Linked DNA regions of Homo sapiens: region 2 is linked to region 1. A link is an interaction called in ENCODE POLR2A ChIA-PET data of the cell type or tissue named here. Cell type or tissue: GM12878. All regions are shown on one strand. Each heading gives the region's core, and the rest is flanking DNA. Links, peaks and the distances in the headings are about the cores only. Region 1 overlaps ZNF318 (zinc finger protein 318). Region 2 overlaps LOC105375065 (a long non-coding RNA gene).

Region 1 (5,373 bases), core at 155-5,154:
CCATTCTCCTGCCTCAGCCTCCCAAGTAGCTGGGACTACAGGCGCCTGCCACCATGCCTTGTATTTTTTGTATTTTTAGTAGAGACGGGGTTTCACTGTGTTAGCCAGGATGGTCTCGATCTCCTGACCTCGTGATCTGCCCACCTCTGCCTCCCAAAGTGCTGGGATTACAGGCATGAGCCACTGTGCTCAGCCCATAAACTTTTCAATTTCTTACCTTCACAAGTAGCTAGTGCTGCTACTATACCCTTGAGATTTACAGAAGATAGTTTCCTCAGTAATTAATACCAACATGAGAGATCATCATAAAATGGTAATGGGCTATTTGGGAGTATAGTTTTTATATTTCCTGAGATGCTTGGTGCTAGTTAGGGTTTGAGGAGACTCAGCAACAGGAATTAATCTGGCACAGGAAACTCCTAAATTAACCAGTATAATGTTCCCAAGAGGTAGAAGAAATAGAGGACTGTAGTTCAAGCCTTAGGTTGGAAAGACTGTGCCATTGGGATTCATCTAAATACTGCTTCTGACTTCAAAGTGGGTAAGGCCCTCTATACTGTAACCATTTTACTGCAAAGGGGTGGTGGGATTTCCATTGGTTGCTGTCATTCTGGGTGGAATCGACTTATTTCCTTGACTTTTTTCTACTTCTTCCAGGCTCTGAGTTTCTGGTTCCCATCAGTGGATTTTATTGCCAGCTCTGTGAGGAATTTTTGGGGGATCCAATTTCTGGGGAGCAACATGTGAAGGGTCACCAACACAATGAGAAATACAAGGTTGGTCTTTGTAGTAGGCTGTGGAGTTTCCAACTTTTCTGAAGTAATTATTTTGACTTTGTCAAATGGCGTCCGAGCCAGAAAAAGCCATTGACACTTCAAATTCCATATAACCTCTAAGTTCTCCTCAATCCTAGTGGGAGATGCTCAGCAGATAGCATCCCGTATGTCCTTGAGGAAGATAATTCTGGGGATTTCTACTAAATGAATTCTAACAGTAGCGGGGCCAAGATTTTTTTCTCTTGTATTTTCACCAGTTTTTGAGTCTTTATCTTTTTTCTTCCCAGAAATATGTGGATGAAAACCCATTATATGAGGAGCGGCGGAATCTGGACCGCCAAGCTGGCTTGGCTGTGGTCCTAGAGACAGAACGGCGACGGCAGAGTGAGCTAAAGCGCAAACTTAGTGAGAAACCAAAGGAGGAGAAGAAAGAAAAAAAGGCAAAGGCTGTGAAAGAAGTAAAGGAGGATGACAAGGTCTCTGAGAAATTAGAAGACCAACTCTCTGAGGGTAGGAACTCCCCTGAAAAAGCTGAAAATAAAAGGAACACTGGCATCAAACTCCAGTTAAAAGAAGAGGTAAAGAAGGAATCACCAACATCATCTTCTTTTGGGAAATTCAGCTGGAAGAAGCCAGAAAAAGAAGAGGAGAAAAGTTCATTGGTGACCCCAAGTATCTCTAAAGAAGAGATTCTAGAAAGTAGTAAGGACAAAGAGGATGGCAAAACTGAAGCTGGGAAGGCAAAGCCTATCAAAATCAAGCTCTCTGGGAAAACTGTTGTTGCACATACCAGCCCTTGGATGCCTGTTGTGACAACTTCCACACAGACTAAGATCCGACCCAACCTGCCTATTCCATCCACAGTACTCCGCAAGTCATGTTCAGCCACAATGAGCAAGCCAGCTCCTCTTAACACCTTTCTGTCTATTAAGTCCTCTGGAACCACTGCTAAACCTCTGCCAGTGGTTAAAGAGTCTTCAGCTGATCTCCTCTTACCTCCAGACATCATCTCCAAAGCATTTGGAGGGGAAGAGGTGATTCTAAAAGGGTCTCCAGAGGAAAAAGTGGTGTTGGCTGAAAAGAGTGAGCCATCTCATTTACCTGAACAAATACTACCACCTCCTCCACCACCCCCACCTCCACCACCTCCACCACCCCCCGTTATACCTCATCCAGCTGCCCCGTCTGCTGCTCAAGCAAATGCTATCTTGGCTCCAGTAAAATCAAACCCAGTTGTATCTCAGACTCTCAGCCCTGGCTTCGTGGGTCCTAACATTTTGAACCCAGTGTTGCCTGTAGCCATCATGGCCTCAGCACAGCCAGCTGCCATTCCTTCTGATGAGACAGCTCCTGGGGTGAGTGAGAGTGACCGAGACCAGACCCTGTTCTCTGTGTTAGTACGTCCTCCACCACCCCTCTCAAGTGTGTTCAGTGAACAAGCCAAAAAATTAGAGAAGCGAAATTCATGCTTAGCCACAGCCAATGCTAAGGACCTGTATGACATATTCTATAGTAGTGGTGGAAAGGGGGCCCCTGAGACTAAGGGGGCCCCTGAGACTAAGCTAAGTGGTGGTCCATTGGCCAATGGGGAAAATAGCAACCTCTCTAGAACCAAAAGTTCAGACACCTCTTCTACTTCTCCTTTGAACAGCAGTGCATCCCAAGAGGAGTTGCATCAAGATGAGGGTTTGGTCGCTGCTCCTATAGTTAGCAACTCTGAAAAGCCCATTGCAAAAACTCTGGTGGCCCTAGGGAAATGGTCAGTTGTAGAACATGTAGGCCCAAAAAGCACAGGCAGCACCTATGGCTTCCTACAGCCTCTGACAAGGTTGTGCCAAAGCAGGCCTTATGAAACAATTACCCCAAAGACAGACACTTTGGCCATATGGACCTCTAGTTCCTTCCAGAGTGACACTAGTAGGGATATATCTCCAGAGAAGAGTGAGCTTGACCTGGGAGAGCCAGGACCACCTGGTGTAGAACCACCTCCTCAACTGTTAGATATACAGTGCAAAGAATCTCAGAAGTTGGTAGAAATCCACCTCAGAGAATCTGTTAACCAGGATAAGGAAAGCCAAGAGCTCCGTAAATCTGAGGATTGTAGAGAAAGTGAGATAGAGACAAACACTGAACTAAAAGAAAGGGTAAAGGAGCTGTCTGAGGGGATAGTTGATGAGGGAGTAAGTACCAGCATTGGACCCCACAGCATAGATGATTCTAATTTGAACCATGGAAACAGATACATGTGGGAGGGAGAAGTAAAACAGCCCAACTTGCTAATGATTGACAAAGAGGCTGAACAGTCCAATAAATTGATGACAGGAAGTGAAACTCCAAGTAAAGTAGTGATCAAATTGAGTCCACAGGCTTGCTCTTTCACAAAGGCAAAATTAGACTCATTTTTATCAGAAGCTAGGTCTTTACTCAACCCACAAGATACACCTGTGAAAATTTCTGCCCCAGAGTTGCTGCTTCATTCCCCAGCCAGATCAGCTATGTGTTTAACAGGTAGTCCACAAGAGCAAGGAGTTTCAGTTGTTAGTGAGGAGGGGCTAGAGAATTCAGCTCCAGAATCAGCTTCTAGAACTTCTAGGTACAGAAGTCTCAAACTCAAGAGAGAAAGATCAAAAGACTTTCAAGTTAAAAAGATCTATGAGTTGGCTGTTTGGGATGAAAACAAGAAGAGGCCAGAGACCTGGGAGAGCCCAGAGAAACCAAAAACAGAAGCACTGGAGCTACAAGATGTCCATCCAGAGTTAACAGTGACAATAGAAAGCAAGGCCCTAGAAGACTTTGAAGCTACAGACTTAAAGGTAGAGGAGCTTACTGCCCTGGGGAATCTGGGGGATATGCCTGTTGATTTCTGCACTACTCGGGTAAGCCCAGCACATAGATCCCCAACTGTCTTGTGTCAGAAAGTGTGTGAAGAAAATTCTGTATCACCTATAGGGTGTAATTCCTCCGATCCCGCTGACTTCGAACCAATCCCATCTTTTTCTGGGTTTCCGTTAGATTCTCCCAAAACCTTGGTGCTTGACTTTGAGACAGAGGGTGAACGAAACTCACCTAATCCCAGGAGTGTTAGGATCCCTTCTCCTAACATTTTGAAAACTGGACTTACAGAAAATGTTGACCGTGGCTTGGGGGGCCTAGAGGGAACACACCAGGCCCTTGACCTGTTAGCAGGAGGAATGATGCCTGAGGAAGTAAAAGAATCTTCCCAATTAGACAAACAAGAGTCACTCGGATTGGAATTAAAAACAATTAATTCTGCAGGCCTTGGGCCATCTCCTTGCCTTCCAGACCTTGTTGACTTTGTCACACGGACCTCTGGAGTTCAAAAAGATAAACTGTGTTCTCCACTCTCTGAGCCAGGTGACCCTTCTAAATGTAGTTCCCTGGAGTTGGGGCCATTACAGCTAGAAATATCGAATGCATCCACCACAGAGGTGGCAATTCTGCAAGTAGATGATGACAGTGGCGACCCTCTGAATTTGGTTAAAGCTCCAGTGTCAAGGTCCCCTCCAAGGGAGCAGGTAATTGAAGACAATATGGTCCCTCAGGGAATGCCTGAACAGGAAACTACAGTTGGTGCCATCCAGGACCACACAGAATCCAGTGTTCACAACTAAGAATAAATACCTAGAGCTACTTGTGAGTGAATCATTGGCTTCTAGAAATCAGATGCCCAGATGATCCAAGACTAGTTTGTTATCTCATCTGGAACCTACACCAAGAGATGCAGTCAGCATCTTAAAGTAAATGTTCATGGAAGCTAAAAAATTTACCTCCTTTCCTTTTCCCTTTCCCCTTAAAACACCAGACAAATCGATAACAACTTATATATATATATATATATCTGTAAAAATGTATTTTGTTAATTTTTTTGGCCAATTTATTTTCTCCCACTTTGTCATTAAAATCACATGTCTAACTGGCTCACCACATAGTGTGCTTTGATTGTATTTTGGCTTTGACTCTGCCATTTCTGAAATGTGGGGGAGGATGGAGGCAGCTGACCTCTCCAGTTGCTGTGTTGTATTCCTACCCAATTTCCTGGGCAGTTGATGCATCTCTGGGAAAAACACCAGAAAGCTTGCTGAAATGGAAAACTTGGAAGAATTGTTCATCTCTTAGGCTTCCATTTGGATGGGCCTGCCTTAACATTGTTTGAAATGCAGCGTGAGTAGCTCTTTTGTTTACTGTTTACACCCCTTATTGGCATGTCAACTCCTGTACTTCCCTTACTCTGTTGCCTTTCTTGAGATGCATTGTCCTGCTAACCCACAAACCTGTTTGGAAATAAACATGGAAGAATATCTGGCAGGCTTACTTTTAGAAGACGACAAATCGGTAAGGCTTATTCATGGTTCATTGCCAGGAGCAGATATGCTTTTGAGATCACTTTTATTTTTGAAATGGCCTTTGTTCATTGTATTGTGATCCAATAACACTTTGTATTAAATTGTTTAGCAGCCATTTGTGTTGTGAAGGGGTAGAAGATCTCTGAAACTTGTCTTGAGATTGAACTCATTCCCTGTTCCACAAACCCATATGTATCCTTTCCTCTACCTCCTCCTTTCCCAATTAATTTCAA
Region 2 (5,373 bases), core at 267-5,266, 60 kb before region 1:
ATCTCTAGTGATAAGTAGGATCTGCTTCATATAAGATTCTTGGGGTCTTTTTTGTTTGTTTGTGTTTTTGAGACAGAGTCTCGATCTGTCACCCAGGCTGGAGTGCAGTGGTGTGATCTTGGCTCATTGCAATCTCTGCCTCCTGGGTTCAAGTGACTTTCGTGTCTCAGCCTCAGCCTCCTAAACACTTGGGATTACAGGCGCGTGTTACCCCGCCCGGCTAATTTTTTGTATTTTTAGTAGAGATGGGGTTTCACCATGTTGGCCCATCTGGTCTTGAACTCCTGGCCTTAAGTGATCCCCCCACCTAGGTATCCCAAAGTGCTGGGATTACAGGCGTGAGCCACCGTGCCTGGCCTATATACAATTCTTTTTGTCTTTTTCTTTTCTTTTTTTTTTTTTTTTTTTGAGACGGAGTTTCACTCTTGTTGCCCAGGCTGGAGTGCAATGGCATGATCTCGGCTCACTGCAACCTCTGCCTCCTGGGTTCAAGCGATTCTCCTGCCTCAGCCTCCCGGAAGTAGCTGGGATTACAGGCACCCGCCACCATGAGCAGCTAATGTTTTGTATATTTAGTAGAGACAGGGTTTCGCCATGTTGGCCAGGCTTGTCTCAAACTCCTGACCTCAGGTGATCCACATGCCTCGGTCTCCCAAAGTGCTGGGGTTACAGGCGTGAGCCACCACGCCTGGCCTATAAGATTCTTAAAGTGGGAAATTCTCATGGGCTGAGCAGCCTCCACCCCTATCTCCCAAAAAAGAAATGTCTACTGCAGTTGGCCAAATCTAGAGGGCAGGAAAAGGAAGAGGGATGGTTAGACAAGAGATCAAGGAGTGGCCCAGGGCAGTGGAAAGAGCCTTGAGGAAGCCTGGGAGGAGTTTTTGAGGAGGGAAAGGTAAGGTGCTAAGTGCTTTGGAGGGTTCTAGGGAGAGTGGAAGTATTTGGATAGAAAGTGGTGTTCTGTGACCTCACCAAGAGCAATTTTACTCAAGTGTGGAGGTAGAAGCCAATCATAGGAAATTATAGAGAAAACTAAAGTAAAAACATAGAGGAATCTCTCAAAAATATTGGGGACATTTGCCCCTATTAATCATCACGAAGACACAATCCAATGTCATCAATTCATCACTCATTCCATGACATGATTTGGCTGTGTTTCCACCTGTGTAGGGAAGGGAAGTAGAAAGTTGCCAGAATATGCCAGGTGCAGTGGTGCATGCCTATAATCTCAGCACTTTAGGAGGCTGAGGTGAGAGGACTGCTTGAGTCCAGGAGGTTGAGGCTGCAGTGAGCCATGATCAGACCACTGCACTCTGGCCTGGGCAATAGAAAGAAAGAAGAAAGGAAGAAGTGTGAGAAACGAACTCACCCATCCAAACCCAAAGAATGGACTCAGAGACCCAGAGAACAGTGAAAGTGAGACTTTTGATGACAGTCTTGCAAGATTGGGTGTCTGATAGGCAGGTACACCCAGCACAGTTTCAACAAGCAATTTATCCCCTCATGCACAGGTCCCTCTCCCAGTTCCTCATAGGCTGAGTACTATGTGGTCACAGTCTTCCCAGATGTTGCCTATTGATTGTTGGGTAGGGGCTTTAGGTGTTTTTTTGGCGGGGGGCGGGGGTTGTCTTGTGCATTTTATTGCAGCCCACAATGTGTTGCAATCCTAGTTAGCTCAAGGGCTCTTTAAGTATTTGACTTATGACCTAAGTAGCTGGACAGACTGATAAAAACAGACAAAGTAAGCTATTTTGCAGACTAGTAAATTTTTATCTTAAACTTCTTTGGTTCAGGTGAAGACAACTAAGGCAGGTGGGGAGGCTGACAAGCAGGCATTGGCTATCCAAGCAGGGGCCTAGTATATCCTGTTTCTTCTGTAGTTTGCTCACCTAAGCCAATTCAAGGCATTTTGTCTTGGAAATGGACCAGTGTATGCATTATTTCCTTCAATTCCCTCCTCTTTTTCTTTTTACTCCTATTGGTCCCATTTTCACATTTATGTTTGTGTCCTTTGGTTCTTAAATTTATTAGGTACTCCTCTAGGGACTCCTATTGAGTTAATACAAGTGCTGGGGTTAAAATAATTTGTTAGATCTCTCCAACTTCAGTGGCCACGTGGATTCTCGGGAATCTTATGGAATGCCAGGGTGAAGGGAATGGCCACTTGAACTAAAGCACAAGTTCCAGTCCAATTGGACAATAACAAGTTAGAGAGGTTTCTCTTCCCATAGTACCACCAGACATCAGCCTGGGGTATACGAAATGCTGAGTAGTTGCCTTTATTTGACTCACCAGTAATGTTTAGGATGTGGGTACAAGCTGAGAGTTTTCCCACAGGCTTACTGAACTCTGCCCCCTGCCTAGAGAGGCAAGAGGAGTGGTTCATATTCCCTTTGGAGAACAAGGGGATTGCTCTAGGGTCTGATCTCTGTAAGGCGGGAAAGAGCAATGATAGACTTTTGTAAGTCTTATTTCCCCATGCATTCGTGTCCTGGTATAGAGCCAACATGCAACACATTCCGTCGGGATTGGTATCCCATCCTAGGGAAATGGAACCACCTGTGCCTGAGGCTGCCCAGCACAGCATGCGTAACAGTTGGTCTTATTAAGAGCTAGTACTGGCCAGGTGCGGTGGTTCACGCCTGTAATCTTAGCACTTTGGGAGGCTGAGGCAGGTGGATTGCCTGATTCAGCAGTTTGAGACCAGCATGGGCAACATGGTGAAACCCCATCTCTACTAAAATACAGAAAAAAAAAAAATTAACCGGGCGTGGCATTGTGCGAGTAGCTGAGTAGTCCCAGCTACTCAGGAGGCTGAGGCAGGAGAATTGCTTGAACCCAGGAGGTGGAGGTTGCAGTGAGCTGAGATCGTGCCACTGCACTCCAGCCTGGCAACAGAGCGAGACTCCATCTCAAAAAAAAAAAAAAAAAAAGGAGCTAGTACCAAAAATTTGACCCATTCAACAGGCATTTACATCCCCATATTCAGTCTCAATTTCTAAAGTCTGCCTCAAGTCAGTTACCTTAATTATTTTTATTCTCTTAGAGTTATTGTCTGGTGGATTAAAGGAGGTAGTGGGAGGCCGGGTGTGGTGGCTTGCGCCTGTAATCGCAGCCCTTTGGAGGCCGAGGCGGGCGGATCACGAGGTCAGGAGATAAACCATCCTGGCTAACACTGTGAAACCCCGTCTCTACTAAAAATACAAAAAAAAAAATTAGCCAGCTGTGGTGGCGGGCACCTGTAGTCCCAGCTACTTGGGAGGCTGAGGCAGGAGAATGGCTTGAACCCGGGAGGCAGAGCTTGCAGTGAGCCGAGATCGCGCCACTGCACTACAGCCTGGGGGACACAGTGAGATTCCGTCTCAAAAAAAAAAAAAAAAAAGGAGGTAGCGGGACCAGGAGTTATAGTAATCCTGGGTGGGCTCGGGGTGGAGTTGGTGACTAGCCTAAGAGCAAACCGTTCCACCAGATTGCTTCCTGAGATATCTGTTCCTAATACCTACCTCCAAGGTTCCCGGTCAAGAGTAGCTGGGTTGTTTATCGTAATTAATATAGGATTGCATTCTAAATTTCTACAGTTAGGTGGCGTAGGGCCCTTAAACAAATGTATTTTATTCTATAAGGGTTTGTTTTTGGAAGAATGACTCACCCAACTTTGATATTGAGTGGTCCACCAGACCTGATTCCAGCTAGCACAGGGCTTTTCTGAGAGGGCCCAATAACAGTCTGTTTTAGGACATAGATCTTTGTCTGCTTGTGACAACTGTCTGTGGTTCCCTAAATTCCCACAAGGTAAGACTTGGCAGGTATTAAATTTTATAGTTTGGGGCAGGGTGGAGGTCTTGGTTATGTTGACTATTAGTTTGGATATTCCCTACTTTCCACCCCTAGTACTGGGCCCTATTCAATACTTAGGTCTTCTTTCACCCCTTGTATTAGGATTAATCCTAACCATATCCACCCCCAAGGACGGAGCCTGCTTATAGCTTCCTTTTAGGTTTTCCTTAGAGTTAGCTTTAAGGGTTCCTTAGGTGATCTATACACTTCCCATTCACCTTTTTCCCTTCCTTCTGGGGTTTCTTTTACCAGTCTCTTGACCCGAGTGTGAGTGTCCACCCCGTTCAGCTGTTCCTACGGCTGTCTCAGTGATCACGAGCACTTGATAGGAACCTTCCCAGCTTGGGTGGAGATTGTCTTCCTTCCAAGTCTTAATTAGCACCAAGTCGCCAGGCTGGAAGTGGTGACCTGTGAATTCAAGAGGCAGGGTTTGAGTTAGAAGTCTTTTTAACCTAAGGGATGACAGGGTGGAGGATATGGCCGGTATGTAATTTCTTTTTTTTTTTTTTTAAGACAGAGTCTCGCTCTGTTGCCCAGGCTGGAGTGCAGTGGAGCGATCTCGGCTCACTGCAAGCTCTGCCTCCTGGGTTCATGCCATTCTCCTGCCTCAGCCTCCCGAGTAGCTGGGCCTACAGGCACCTGCCACCATGCCTGGCTAATTTTTTTTTTTTTTTTGTATTTTTAGTAGAGATGGGGTTTCACCGTGTTAGCCAGGATGGTCTTGATCTCCTGACCTCATGATCTGCCCGCCTCAACCTCCCAAAGTGCTGGGATTACAGGCTATAATTTCTTAAAAATTGGTCTTTGGTTTCCATAGTAGGAAGGTCAGTAGTTCTGCCTAAATACAGGAATGCTTTGTAATGGCCTTAACCCAGGAGGTCTTCCTCCAGTACTCTGTTTTCTAACTACCTTTTTGTTTATTTTTTGGCAGGTTACACAACCCCCACACACTTGTTTAGCAAGGGTATAAATCCCTATACACCCATAATTTTTGAGTATTGCATCACACATGGCCTGGGGACCCCAGTGACTTCCCTTATGCAGTATGGACATTAGTTGTCTCATAAGGGGTTTGTTTATCATTTCTCTCCCATTACAGAGCACCCACCTTCCATCCTCAGTATGAGTGGCTCCTATCTTGCCCAGTTCTTCCTCCTCCTCTTTAGAAAATTGGGGTCTTAATACCACCTTAGGGATATCTGGGATTGGGCTAAACAGTCTAACTTCTTCCTCCAGGAGACTTGATTAGCAGCTTCACCGGCAAGCCTGTTCCCTACAGCTTCTATAGTGTTTCCTTTCTGATGGCCACTTACATCAACTACGGCTACCTCTGCGGGAAGCAGGAGGCTTTTTAAAACTTGTTTGACCAGTTCCCCATGTACCAGTTCGTTCCCCCCGTGCTATTTATTAGGCCGTGCTTTGTCCAGATTTTTTTCAGAAGTGTGTATTACTCCACAGGCATATTTGGAATTAGTATATAGTGCCTTCTTGGCCTTCTAGGAGCTTTAGGGCCTGGTTAAGAGCATATAATTCACA

Evidence for each region. ChIA-PET counts read pairs that join two places held together with the same protein. Peaks named below come from ENCODE experiments on the same cell type or tissue, not always from the same donor. Only the 100,000 strongest peaks of a DNase experiment are listed, where the experiment ranks them.
Region 2: POLR2A ChIA-PET joins it to region 1 with 7 read pairs; 8 of 35 experiments call an interaction of 5 or more read pairs at or near these places.

The regions. Positions count from the first base shown.
Region 1 is chr6:43,336,193-43,341,565 of GRCh38, reverse strand. It overlaps ZNF318 (zinc finger protein 318), which reads left to right. Exons shown (of 10, transcript NM_014345.3): 9 at 658-776; 10 at 1,064-5,373. The coding sequence ends at 4,408. Among named protein-coding and RNA genes, the nearest start is that of CRIP3, 30 kb to the right of the region's middle. RefSeq lists an enhancer at 2,475-2,524. In GM12878, for the core only: no CTCF peak of the experiment used is centred there; DNase peaks (open chromatin) are centred at 2,225 and 3,125; H3K4me3 peaks cover 494 bases; H3K27ac peaks cover 3,010 bases.
Region 2 is chr6:43,396,409-43,401,781 of GRCh38, reverse strand. It overlaps LOC105375065 (a long non-coding RNA gene), which reads right to left. Exons shown (of 6, transcript XR_007059585.1): 2 at 4,056-4,245. Among named protein-coding and RNA genes, the nearest start is that of ABCC10, 28 kb to the left of the region's middle. In GM12878, for the core only: a CTCF peak has its summit at 3,560; no DNase peak of the experiment used is centred there.